Linked DNA regions of Homo sapiens: regions 1 and 2 are each linked to region 3. Evidence: chromatin loops called from intact Hi-C (ENCODE). Cell type or tissue: GM12878. All regions are shown on one strand.

What was found. A loop is a pair of places that touch in the nucleus more often than their neighbours do. Peaks named below come from ENCODE experiments on the same cell type or tissue, not always from the same donor. Only the 100,000 strongest peaks of a DNase experiment are listed, where the experiment ranks them.
Region 1: it touches region 3 in a loop (2.7-fold over the local background); 14 of 110 quality-filtered maps call a loop at or near these places.
Region 2: it touches region 3 in a loop (2.8-fold over the local background); 18 of 110 quality-filtered maps call a loop at or near these places.

The regions. Positions count from the first base shown.
Region 1 is chr5:109,437,351-109,441,350 of GRCh38, reverse strand. No RefSeq gene overlaps it. Among named protein-coding and RNA genes, the nearest start is that of PJA2, 29 kb to the right of the region's middle. In GM12878, a CTCF peak has its summit at 2,369; no DNase peak of the experiment used is centred here.
Region 2 is chr5:109,467,001-109,471,000 of GRCh38, reverse strand. LOC105379117 (a long non-coding RNA gene) reads right to left here. Exons shown (of 8, transcript XR_001742838.2): 4 at 1,606-1,759. Among named protein-coding and RNA genes, the nearest start is that of PJA2, 59 kb to the right of the region's middle. RefSeq lists an enhancer at 2,111-2,190. In GM12878, CTCF peaks have their summits at 2,018 (motif pointing right) and 3,745 (motif pointing right); a DNase peak (open chromatin) is centred at 2,080.
Region 3 is chr5:108,922,926-108,926,925 of GRCh38, reverse strand. The region is part of intron 10 of FER (FER tyrosine kinase); the gene reads right to left. Among named protein-coding and RNA genes, the nearest start is that of FER, 180 kb to the right of the region's middle. In GM12878, no CTCF peak of the experiment used is centred here; a DNase peak (open chromatin) is centred at 2,238; H3K27ac peaks cover 1,012 bases.

The DNA of each region.
Region 1 (4,000 bases), 510 kb before region 3:
GACCATCCTGATTAACACGATGAAACCCCGTCTCTACTAAAAATACAAAAAAATTAGCCGGGCATGATGGTGGGCGCCTGTAGTCCCAGCTACTCGGGAGGCTGAGGCAGGAGAATGGCGTGAACCTGGGAGGCGGAGCTTGCAGTGAGTCGAGATCGTGCCACGGCACTCCAGCCTGGGTGACAGAGCAAGACTCTGTCTCAAAAAAAAAAAAAAAAAAATTATGTTTGGATCTTTCACTCCAATATAGGCTGTGGTCTTTCCAAAAAAGTTTTAGAATATTAGTTATGCATTCTAAAAACAAATTTATCCTTATCTGATGCTGATCACTATAATTATTAAGATTAAAATTTATCAAATGTTAAAAATTAATTAAGTCACAGAAAACACAATAAGTGGTATTAAAGTGTTGCTCCCCGTCTAGGCTAAGAACAACTTTCTCCTTTGATTATTTTATAGATATATCTTTTATAGTTAATTTAATTTCACAACTCAACATTTTTTACCTGTCTGTTACATTTTATAATATAAAGAAAAATTTATGAGGCTATCGTCTATCCGTTTCTTACAAGTTTTTCTCCATATAGCAACAAATTGAAAATGTTGTGCTTATGAGAAGTTAGATGTGGTGTGTATTGAGAATTGTATATTCCAGTGGCCCTCAAGAACTCAAAAATGATAGCAATAGAATTCTTAATTAGACTTCAACTGCAAAATGAGCACAATTACTAGATATTTTGTGTCCACAATCTCCTACAAAAATACCTAGTAATTGTGGACACAATCTCCTACAAAAGGGACAAGTTCCTAAACCTTCAGAATCATAATATAAAGGTGATACCTGTCAGGCATATACCTGTCATATCATCTAAAGAAATCCAGAAAGGGAAAGTCATGGAAAACAGTTTGGTACCCTTCCCAGCACATATAAATGAGAGCTGTAGAGAATAAAGTTGGCACTATCCATCTCAGCAGATTCTTGAGTAAAGGGAATCTTGGGTATCATATTTTGAGTACCTTGATCCCTGTAGCAAGACTATATCCATAAAGATATGGACCTATCAGCCTTGGTAGTAACAAACATTTGATTTATCTAATGCCTGTTGTTAAGATTTCTATGTCTACCACATAACCTTCTAATCACATGTACCTTAAAGGCGAGAATAAGTTCTTCACTCTGATTATGAGTCTTCTTATTCCCATGATATTTTTCATTTTAAGTTGATAAATTCACGTTCCAGTGTTTCCTGTGGTCTCCCGGGTAGTTCAGGTTTAATCAGTGACACAGGACTCCTAGAAATTGACAATTGTTAGCAGACTCTGCCTAAGCCCACTTATAAATGCTTGTCTGTTTGGGGATTTATATACTGAGATCAGAAACTAAGCCACCATGGCTACAGTATTAGAAACCAGAAAATATCTGTAAACAAAGTGAGAATCTACAGTTTACTAAGAATAAAGTAATCAGGAAATGGCTGATATCACAAGCTGGATTTCACCATCCACCACTATACAGAGGACCCAATCATCTAAAACCTGCAAATGAACATCTTCTCAGAGCTGGGGACAGAGGTAAATGAGGCCCAAATGGCCTCTGATGTAAGATATTCTTCCCCACACACTTTCAATTTTATGATGAACAAGTAGTGTGTGTCAGAGAAAGGGACTCTCTTAATGGTTTTTCTTGATGATTACCCTAGAAATTAATAGCAGCCCAAACATGTCACTGCGGTGGCTGATATGATAGATATTGATCATGCAAGTAGGAAAGAGGGAGTAGAGTCAGGGGAACTTTCAATCTAATTACATAGCATATATCTTGGGCCTGACCCAGTAAAGAACTTGTATGTCCTAATTCACATATAAATTCTTCTACTAACATAGCTGTTTCCACTATGCCTACCACACTGACTATTAACCTCTTTTCAATCTTCCTAACCTGCAAGGGGACCATGTTTCAATTTCTGGATAAACTATGGACTTTAGTTAATAATGATGTGTCAATATTGGCTCATTAACTCTAAGCTATGTACCATACTAATGTAATAGATGCATGAATAGAAATTTTCTCAAGTGTAGGTTTTACCACAGCCAGATAACAAGTTACTAGCTAACAATAACTGAGTGATTAGTATGTGTCAAATGGTTATGACTGATAGTTTTATTTAATTTTTTTGAGACAGAGTCTCACTCTGTCGCCCAGGCTGGAGCACATGGCTCACTGCAGCCTCAGACTCCTGGCCCCAAGTGATCCTCCCACCTCAGACTCCCAGAGTGGTAGGATTACAGGCATGAGCCACTCTGCCCGGCACAACTGATAGTTTTAACTAGAACCAGAGGGATCAAGTGGGGTGAGAGAGCACCTTTTCAACAAAAGAGGGTGCTGTTTCCAAAATAGAAAAGGTTTTGCAAAGACAAAATAAAGGTTTTAATTTGCATTTCTCTAATTATGAGTGAAACTGAAGATCTTTTCAGATATTTAAGGGCAATTTTTATATCTTCTTTGTGAGTTGTCTATTTCTGTCTTTTTCCCATTTTTCTAATGATTAGTTATCCTCTTCCCCCTGTTTTTTATTTTATTTAATTTTCAAAATATAATTAGAAATAGATGTTTTAGAACAATTTTAGGTTTATGGAAACCTTGAGAAGATACTACAGAGAGTTACCATATACCCTACACCCAGTTTTCCCTATTATTAACATTTTACATTAGTATGGCACATAGTTTACAATTAAGGAGCCAGTATTGATACATTATTATTAATATATTAATGTTATAAAGTCCATAGTTTATCTGAATTTCCTTAGTTTTTACCTAATTATTTTTCTGTTCTAGGATCACATCTGGGATACAATATAGCATTTTAGAGGTGTATCTACTTAAGCCCCTCTTGGCTGTGTAGTTTCTCAGACTTTGCTTCTTTTTGATGATCTTGACAGTTTGGAGGAACTGGTCAGGTATTTTGTAGGATGCTGCACGATTAGAATTTGTCTGTTGTTTTTCTTATTCTAAGACTGGGGTTATTGGTTGTGTGGGGCAAGACCTCACAGGTAGAGAGCCACTCTCATCACATCATAGGGTACATTCTACCAACAAGTGATTTATGAATATCGATGTTAACCTCAATAACCTGGCTTAGGTAGTGTTTGTCAGTAGAGAACTACTGTAAAATTACTTCTTCCCATTTCTTTTATACTGTACTCTTTGAAATGAAGTCTCTATGCACAGCCCACGCTTTCAGGGTGGGGAATTATGTTCCATCTCCTTGAGGGTGAAGTAGCTAAATAAATTATTTGAAATTCTTCTGTACAGAAGATTTGCTCCTTCTCATCCATTTATTACTTTATTCAATCATTTATTTGTATCAGTATAGACTCATGAATATGTATTTTGTCCTAGGCTATAATCCAAATCCAATACCCTTTTATTTATTTTGTTGCTCAAACTGATTCAGCTTCAGCCAGTAAGAACTCTCTCAAGTTGGCTCCTATGCACCTTTGACACACCCTCATCAATATGGGTTTCAGGTTTTGCTTGGGGGGTGGGGCGTGTGTGTGTGTGCAGCATTTCCGTACTTTCTGGTATTATAAGATGCTCCCGGCTCATCTTGTATAGTACTTGCCCAAGTGGTAGAGTCAGCCGTTTCTCCAAGGAGCCCTGGTTTCTTTCGTTGGAGAATGGTATTAGAAACCACGATCTGGGTATTAAGTGTGCTTTTTGATACTGGTGTGTTTTCCCTTCTATTTTACAGAAAGAGTGATTTTTATATTTGAGAGATAAGCCCTTTATCTCTCCTATATGTTTTATCTAGTGTGTCAGTTATCTTTTAAGGTTATTTGTGATGTTTCTAATATGTAAACATTTTATATTCACCTAATAAAATATATCAATCTTTCCTGTTACTGCATTTTGACTCACAGAAAGCTTTTGTAAATACTGATGCTAAAAAGTGATTCACACATATTTTCTTCCAGTATTTGTATAGTTTCATTTCTTATG
Region 2 (4,000 bases), 540 kb before region 3:
TGGTCTTCCTTTCATAAATTTAAAATGTTTATTGTGATTAAAATATTTGACAAAAATCAATGGGCAAAAACACAATGAATTCAATATTTTTATAGTTGTTATAGATTTTATAAACTGATTAATTACTCAATTCTCCATGAGAATTGGTCAGTGGAAATCTAAGTAGAATTGAGAGAAAACAAATAATGACAAAGCCTGGAAAATGTAGAACAATTGAATAATATAACTTGAGAAGTGAAATGTTAATCTTACTTGTCTGACAATTTTATTGTAAATGATTCATGCTCACATAGCACCTAAGTCCATTTTTTGTTACTATAAAAGAATGCCCAAGGGTGGGTAATTTACAAAGGAAAGAGGTTTATTTGGCTCACAGTTCTGCAGACTGTACAAGAAGCATGGCACTGGCATCTGCTTCTGGTGAGGGCTTCAGGCTGCTTCCACTCATGGCAGAAGGGAAAGGGGAGCCAGCTGTGCAGAGATCACATGGCTGGAGAGGAAGTATGAGAGCAGGGAGGTGCTAGACTCTTTTACCAATCAGCTCTCCAGGGAACTAATAGAGTGAGAACTCACTCACCCCCAAGGAAGGGCACTAACCTGCTCATGCAGGATCTGCCTCCATGACCCAAACATCTCCCACTAGGCTTTGCATCCCAACACCACCACATTGTGGATTAGATTTCAACATGAGATTTGTTGGGTGCAAACATACAAACCATAGCACATAGGTAAAGTATTAACACAAGAAAATATATTTAGAAGTTGGTGTTTTCACTGTACAGATTACAAGTTGACAAGAACACATGTTGTTTTTGCTTGCCCAGTATTCATTCTCCCTCTTCAGTTGACAGCACTTTAGACGAATACATTCAAGGAACCACCCCTTTTTCACACTCCACATAGCTTCTCTCTATGACTAGATGCTCTCTTGGGGAGAGCATGTAATCTGAGACTGGCCAATCAGTGGATTCTAACCTCAGGGGCTATAATGATTGATTCAGTGTTGGGCAAATGACCCAGGTTAGGCTAGTGAGATCTTGGATCTTTTGGTAGGATCACTGAGAAAAACAAAGTAATGCTTCCTGATATCTTTCAGTCTGTGGATCCAACTTATTTGTGAACTTCTAAATTAGCTGAGCTCCAATTCTCTTTGTTTAAACCCAGTTTGAGTTGTGTTTCTTTCAATTGCAATCAAGAGAGCATGATGATTATATGACAGGTCACTTTGGCTGAGGGAATCAGGGAAAGTTCCATGGAAGATGTAACCCTGGGCAAGATCTTGAAAAAAGCTAGATAGAAGGAAGCAGGGATGGAGAGAAAGGCATTGCTGATGGTGCAGCTGCATGAGTCAAGGAATTGGGGTCAATCTGAAAAGGAACATGGTTACAGGGGTCTCTGAAGCTCAGGATGCATGAAGGATTCCAGGTCTCTGGTCTTAGCCACCACATCCAAACTCCAGTCAGCCCTGTTAACTCCACAGTATGCCATGGAATGGGATATACTCCTAAGGAGAAAGAATGTGCCTTCGAGTGTGGAGACACACAGCCTGGAGCTGGCATGAACAGAGACAATGTAATGGTAATGGAGACATAAGCAGAGACCAACCTTCAAAGGTGAGAACCCCACATCCATGGTGAGAAAATTCTGGATCAAGCAGCATAGAAACTTCAAGTCTTCCCCGTTAATATCTTGGTTGCTCAAGGAGAATTGTGGAAGAATAGATTGTCTGAGAAAGGTCCCCACCGAAGATGGTGACTTCCTAACATTTTTGACACAGTAAGAAAGACATATCAGAACACATAAGAATATTTTAAAAATCAGGAGTTCATACAACAGTATTTATCCTTATTTACCTTTACTACTTGTTATGTACTCTGATATTTTCTATTCTTTCTTTCTTTCTTTCTTTCTTTCTTTTTTAATGCTGGTTGGACCCACTACATTGGTTCCATGGCCCACTTTGAAATCAAGTTTGAAAAATACTGACCTAACAGTGCTGTTAGGAAGCACCAGTAGATGTCACTGTAGGTGACCACGCCAGTGTAACAGCTGCAGCCAGTGACCATGACAACGTTGGCTCCCTGCCAAGAACCACAGTGTCACTTAACTGTGTTTATTTTACTTATTTTTTTTTTTATAGGCCATGTAGTTAGAAGGTTCTGCATTTCAAAAACATGAAGGGACACAGAGGGAAAACTCTCCTTCCCATTCCTACCTCTTGGTCACCTGGTTTTTTTCTCAAGGGTAAATAATGTTACTAGTTTTTTCTGTTTTCTTCCAAAGATATCTTATGCATGTAAAAGTGCACGTGCACACACATACACACACACACTTTTTCTCTTCTTTTACAAAAGGATAGCATAATTATAACACTGTTCTGTACCTTTCTTGTCTTTCCTTAGCATATATTAGGGATTCTTCTACCAGCACGCACAAAAGGAAAGCATTCCCATTCTGTTTATAGTTGCATAATATTCCACTGTACATAGTGCCATTATTCAAACAGGTACCTCCTGACTACACATTTGGTTTGTTTCCAATCTTTTGCTTGCACAAACAATGCTGCAGGGACTAACTTTGCTGACTCATCATTTTACACATATGAGCATATTGATCCTAGGATCCTTGGAAATTGATTCTTGAAACAAAGGGTATCTATATTTTTAATTTTGATAGATATTACAAAATTGCTGTCTAGAAGCTTTTCTAGTTTGTACTAGTTTTACACTTTCATTTTCTTGAAACTACCATTACTAAGTTTCCTGATCTTTGCCAATTAATAGGTAAAAACCACATCAGTGTGGTTTTAATTTACATTCTTTTGTTATGAATAAGTTTGGGTACCTGTTTCATATACCTAAGAACCAATGGTATATTTCCTTTTTTTGTTGTTTTGTTTTGAGAGAAAGTTTTCGCACTGGTTGCCTAGGCTGGAGTGAAATGGCACAGTCTCCTCTCACTGCAAACTCCGCCTCCCAGGTTCAAGCAATTCTCCTTGCCTCAGCCTCCCAAGTAGCTTGGATTGTAGCCATGCACCACCACTCTTGGCTATTTTTTTGTATTTAGTAGAGACGGGGTTTCACCATGTTGGTCAGGCTGGTCTTGAACTCCTGACCTCAGGTAATCCACCCGCTCAGCCTCCCAAAGTACTAGGATTACAGGCATGAGCCACCGCGCCCGGCCCCAATGGTATATTTCTTGTCTACTCTCTTTTCACATCCTTTACATCCACTTTAAAGAGCAGCCATCAGCCATCAGCTGTTAAATAAAGCAAGCACTAACGCTTGGCTCAGCTTGTCTAAATATCAAGTAATTGTGTATGTATTGAGCAAAAACTAGATCCTTGCTAAGCATTGTGCAAACCACTATGGAGCAGACAAGATATATATTCTAAGAATCGTTCATCTGTATGGAGCCAACATAATTATTCCAGCTACCTTCTCACCTGACACACTCTCAAAGTCTAGATTACCACCAGTGCAATACCAATCGCTAGGGCAGATAATGTAATTTGTCACCTAAATCCCTGTTAGTAACAAATACGCTAGGTGCTGGTGATACAAAGATGAATATGACAGTTTTTAGTGAAAAAATAAACAAAATAAAGCAACTGAATTGAAGGTATAAGTGCTGAAAACTGTTCGTGGTACATCAGTGGGTAAAGTTGGGAGTGGTCAATTCTGCTGAGGTGGAAAAGCTTATTAAAGGAGCTATATGGTGGGTAAGCTTCCTCGAGGGGGCTCCATAAGTACACACTCAGTTCACTCCACTATCTTTGCCTGCTTGACTTGCCAAAACATAGCTGGTTTTCTCAACAACTGAGTCTTTTAACTTAGCTCATTCCTGCAAATTACTTCCCATATTTGCTTTACATTGGTCTTTTCGTTTCCTTTTAATATATAACCTATAATCTAGGGTCCTGATCATGTTCCGTAGCCTGGGATTCTTTTATAATTAACACACTTAAAGAGATAGGTCCCTCAGTGGCTTCTGAGCAGAG
Region 3 (4,000 bases):
TGCCTAAAATATACTCTCGTGAATCAGTATGTACTTTATGGTGGTAAGAATTCACTGAAAAAAAAATCATAAATAATACCAGAATATAAAAACAAAAGATGTCAAGAACATCTGTATAAAACACAGAGGCTAAATAGTGACTCCATGAGAATACAAAGGCTTCCTATGATCAATTCAGGTATGTGTGACTGAATATGTATGTCTCCAAGTGAGTGTGGTAACATCTGACTGAGCAGACTGACAATGAAAAGTACTTAAAAGTATATTTTTAGGTTTATCAAGAGGTCTCATTATACTTAGGTCAGTATTAGTTAATAACCAAGATAAATCATCAAGGCTATGGGTAGAAGTTCATAATTATGAGAGTTCAATTAAGTATGTACTTGTTGAATTGTTTTAAAATTTCAAGAGTCAGTGTGCATCCTTACATGTAATGCCTTCCTAAGGATGGTGGGTGATAGCCATCAAAGCAAAAATTCTTATTCTATTTACTCTGAACAGAATTTACATAAATGAGAAAAATAATAAAACTGTAATCTTTTCTACTTTACTTTGAAGATATGTAGTAGAACTACTATAAAAGAAAAAAGTTAATAAAATTTAAGAGGATTAAGAACTATTTCAAAAATAACAAATAAAAAGCACAAAATTGTTTTGAAAAGACAACGATGGTATGTATAAAAAAATACATAGAAAAATATTAAAGAAGGATAATAAAAGAATATATATCAGAGATTGAAGATTCTAATATAAAAGAAAAAAGTTAATAAAATTTAAGAGAATTAAGAACAATTTCAAAAATAAATAAAAAGCACAAAATGTTTTGAAAAGACAATGACTGTGTATAAAAAAAAAGAAAAATATTAAAGAAGGATCATAAAAGAATATATATCAGAGATTGAAGGGTAACAAGAAAGCGAGACTTTTTTAAAGTTAAAAAAATTTAAGTTATGCAAGTCACTAGCTAGCTATGTGAGTCATTAATTACCTCAGGCTTCAGAGACATTATTATATATAAAATGATAATTTGGAGAAGATGATCCCAATGGATTCAATATCCTCTAATATTTTTATAAATTTATAAACCAGATAAGCAAAACTTATGCACACAAGTAATGGTCATTATATTTACAAACAGTACTTATCCAATAATATAAGACACATATTTGGAACACCATAACCCAAACACTGGATGTAGTAATATTAAAGCAAGAATCGTGTATGTATTTCAACTATCTTCAAAATAAAGAAAATACATAAACTTTTTTGGCATTGACAATTCTTATTTGAAGACCAGAATTAGGTTTTCCTAATATAGTGAATCTGAAAAAAGAAAGCCTAAAAAAGAGAGGCATTAAATAAGGGACTCAAGAGAATGCAGGCAATTAAGTCGCAAAATGACATATAAATATAATTCTTCACCAACACAACAGATTTAAAATAGGGCTATATTCCTATTAGTAACAGAAATTATATTTTATACATTAAAAGAGTAAGGAATTAGTGTATTCCAAGTTCCTAAATTAAACCATAAACATTGATTACAAAATTAGCATTGAACTATATAGCTACATATCATAATGAAAAGCTTTACCAGTTATGGTCACCAACTATTAAATACCTATGTTCAAGAAAAACATTATTAGTTTCCTTTGGTGACAGACATTGAAAATAACAAGGCTAAATTGAGCTCACCAGCCAGAATAGAAACTGAAATTTGAAAAATAGAAATCTTAATATCATCTTTGTTGAATATTTGAGGAGAAACATGGCTCAGTTTAAAATCTGAGCCATGTTTCTCCTCAAATATTCAATAAAACTGCACTCTCTTTTACCTTCCATGTATTGAAATACTGGAAAGGACATATTTTTCTCAAAACTGAGAGGTGAATTAAGGAAACAAATGAAATAAAATACAAATGTGAAAAGAAGCCACTTTCATTTTTTTCAGTGGCTTTGGTTTAGCATCTAAGTGATAGCATTGTTCAAAAGAATTTTGTTTACCACCAGATTCAGAAGTCAAGAGAAATTATCCTTCCCATTTGAAGCAGCCGCATAAAATAGATGACCTGCTGGACTCTTAGATAATGTCTGGGGCCCTGGGTAAAGTAGGCCTGTGGCAGAACTTCTCCTTACCTGATCTCTGTGGACTTCTGATGTGGAAGGCTCAGAGCTGAACATTAAAGCACATGTTTTACAGGATTGGGAGCCGAAACCAGACTCCAGCTGATCCTTACAATGAGGACATTTCATTTTCTGCTCCATCTCAAAATTTAGCTAAGAGATAGTGACAGTGGGCCCAAGGAAGTCAATTTACCAACAAACCTTCCTGTGTGAGGCAAAAGCAAGATAGAAGAGAGGTGCAAATCTGGATCTCCTATTTCATACTATCTCCCCCTGTTGGCATGGAAGTATACTAGTCAGTTCTGGATTAAAGGAACAGATACAGCCAACAAATGTTGCGTTTTCGAGCAACAAACGGAAAATCCTTGTACATTAAGTAAAGAAACACTATCTAAGAAATAAATCTCTGTTCTACTTGATTTTTTTTTTTTTTTTTTTTTTGAGACAGAGTTTCGCTCTTGTCGCCCAGGCTGGAGTGCAATGGCATGCTCTTGACTCTCTGCAACCTCTGCTTCCCGGGTTCAAGTGATTATCCTGCCTGAGTCTCCTGAGTAGCTGGGATTACAGGTGCCCACCACCGTGCCTGGCTAAATTTTTTTGTATTTTTAGTAGAGACGGGGTTTTACCATGTTGGCCAGGCTAGTCTCGAACTCCTGACCTCAGGTGATCCGCCCGCCTCGGCCTCCCAAAGTGCTGGGATTACAGGTGTGAGCTTACTGCACCTGGCCTTTGATTTTTTAAATTAGATAAATAAAATACCTGATTTTATTCCTAAGAAACATATAGAAGTCTTCTTATTTTAGGTTTTGGATCTCAAGGTCTCTGAGAATATACCTCACTTTCAAGCACTTCTTGAAACAAAACCTTGCAGATAGCTGTGCTACAAAGCTTTTCTTAATCCAATGTGTTTTAATTTTTTTTATTTTTTATTGAGGTATAACTCTCCAATACTTTATAATTCTTCATTCAAAGGAAAAGAATATAAATTATGTGTAAATGATCTCTAAGGTCTCAACAGAAATAAAAATTTTAAATTTCCTTGCCACAAAAACCTACTACACTTAACACAAAATGAAGTGTCAGGGCTAGAGAGGAAGTAGAGTGGGATACTCAAAACCATAAATGTTTAATCGGAAAGTAAGGCTCCACTTTTGATAACCTATTCTATAATGATTTGTTAATTGCTTTATAAATCCCTGCTTTATTCATTCATTTTTTTAAACAAAGATACAACTACTAGATGCCAGGTATCATATTCAGGCATTGTACAGAACATTCTTTCTAAGGGACCAAAGTTCAAGAAACTTTATGAAACCAAATAAGAAAAATAGAAAAGAGCAAGAGAGTCAAAAGTCTTACTCCGTAAAACTTCCCTGGGTCACAATTCTGACATAAACATCTCCTTCTTTAAAGTCTTTGGCTCCCTTTATAATTAGATGCAATCAAAAAAAAATTTTTTAATTTTCTTGCCTTTTTGCATAATTTCCTCTAGTTTTCTTTTTTGGATACTCACTTTTTAAATTTTATTGTCCGCAACAACCATTCTTTATATCACGTCCATCAAAATAAATCTCATTTTGTACACTGAGAATAATTTTATAAAATTTTATATTTAATAAACAATAAAAGACAATATAGGGTAAAGAATTTCTTAGGAGAAAGCATTTTCTCGGCATTTTAGATGGATTATCTCATTTAACTCCCCACATTAACCCTATGAAATAGTTTCTGTTACAAACCCTAGTTTACAGATGAGAAAACTGAGGTACAGAAAGTTTAACTTGCCCAAAGTTATATAGCCAAAAAATAGCTGATGCCACATATTCAAATCCAAGGACTGTGGATCCAGAAACTATGCAACTTTGTTCCAGAAACT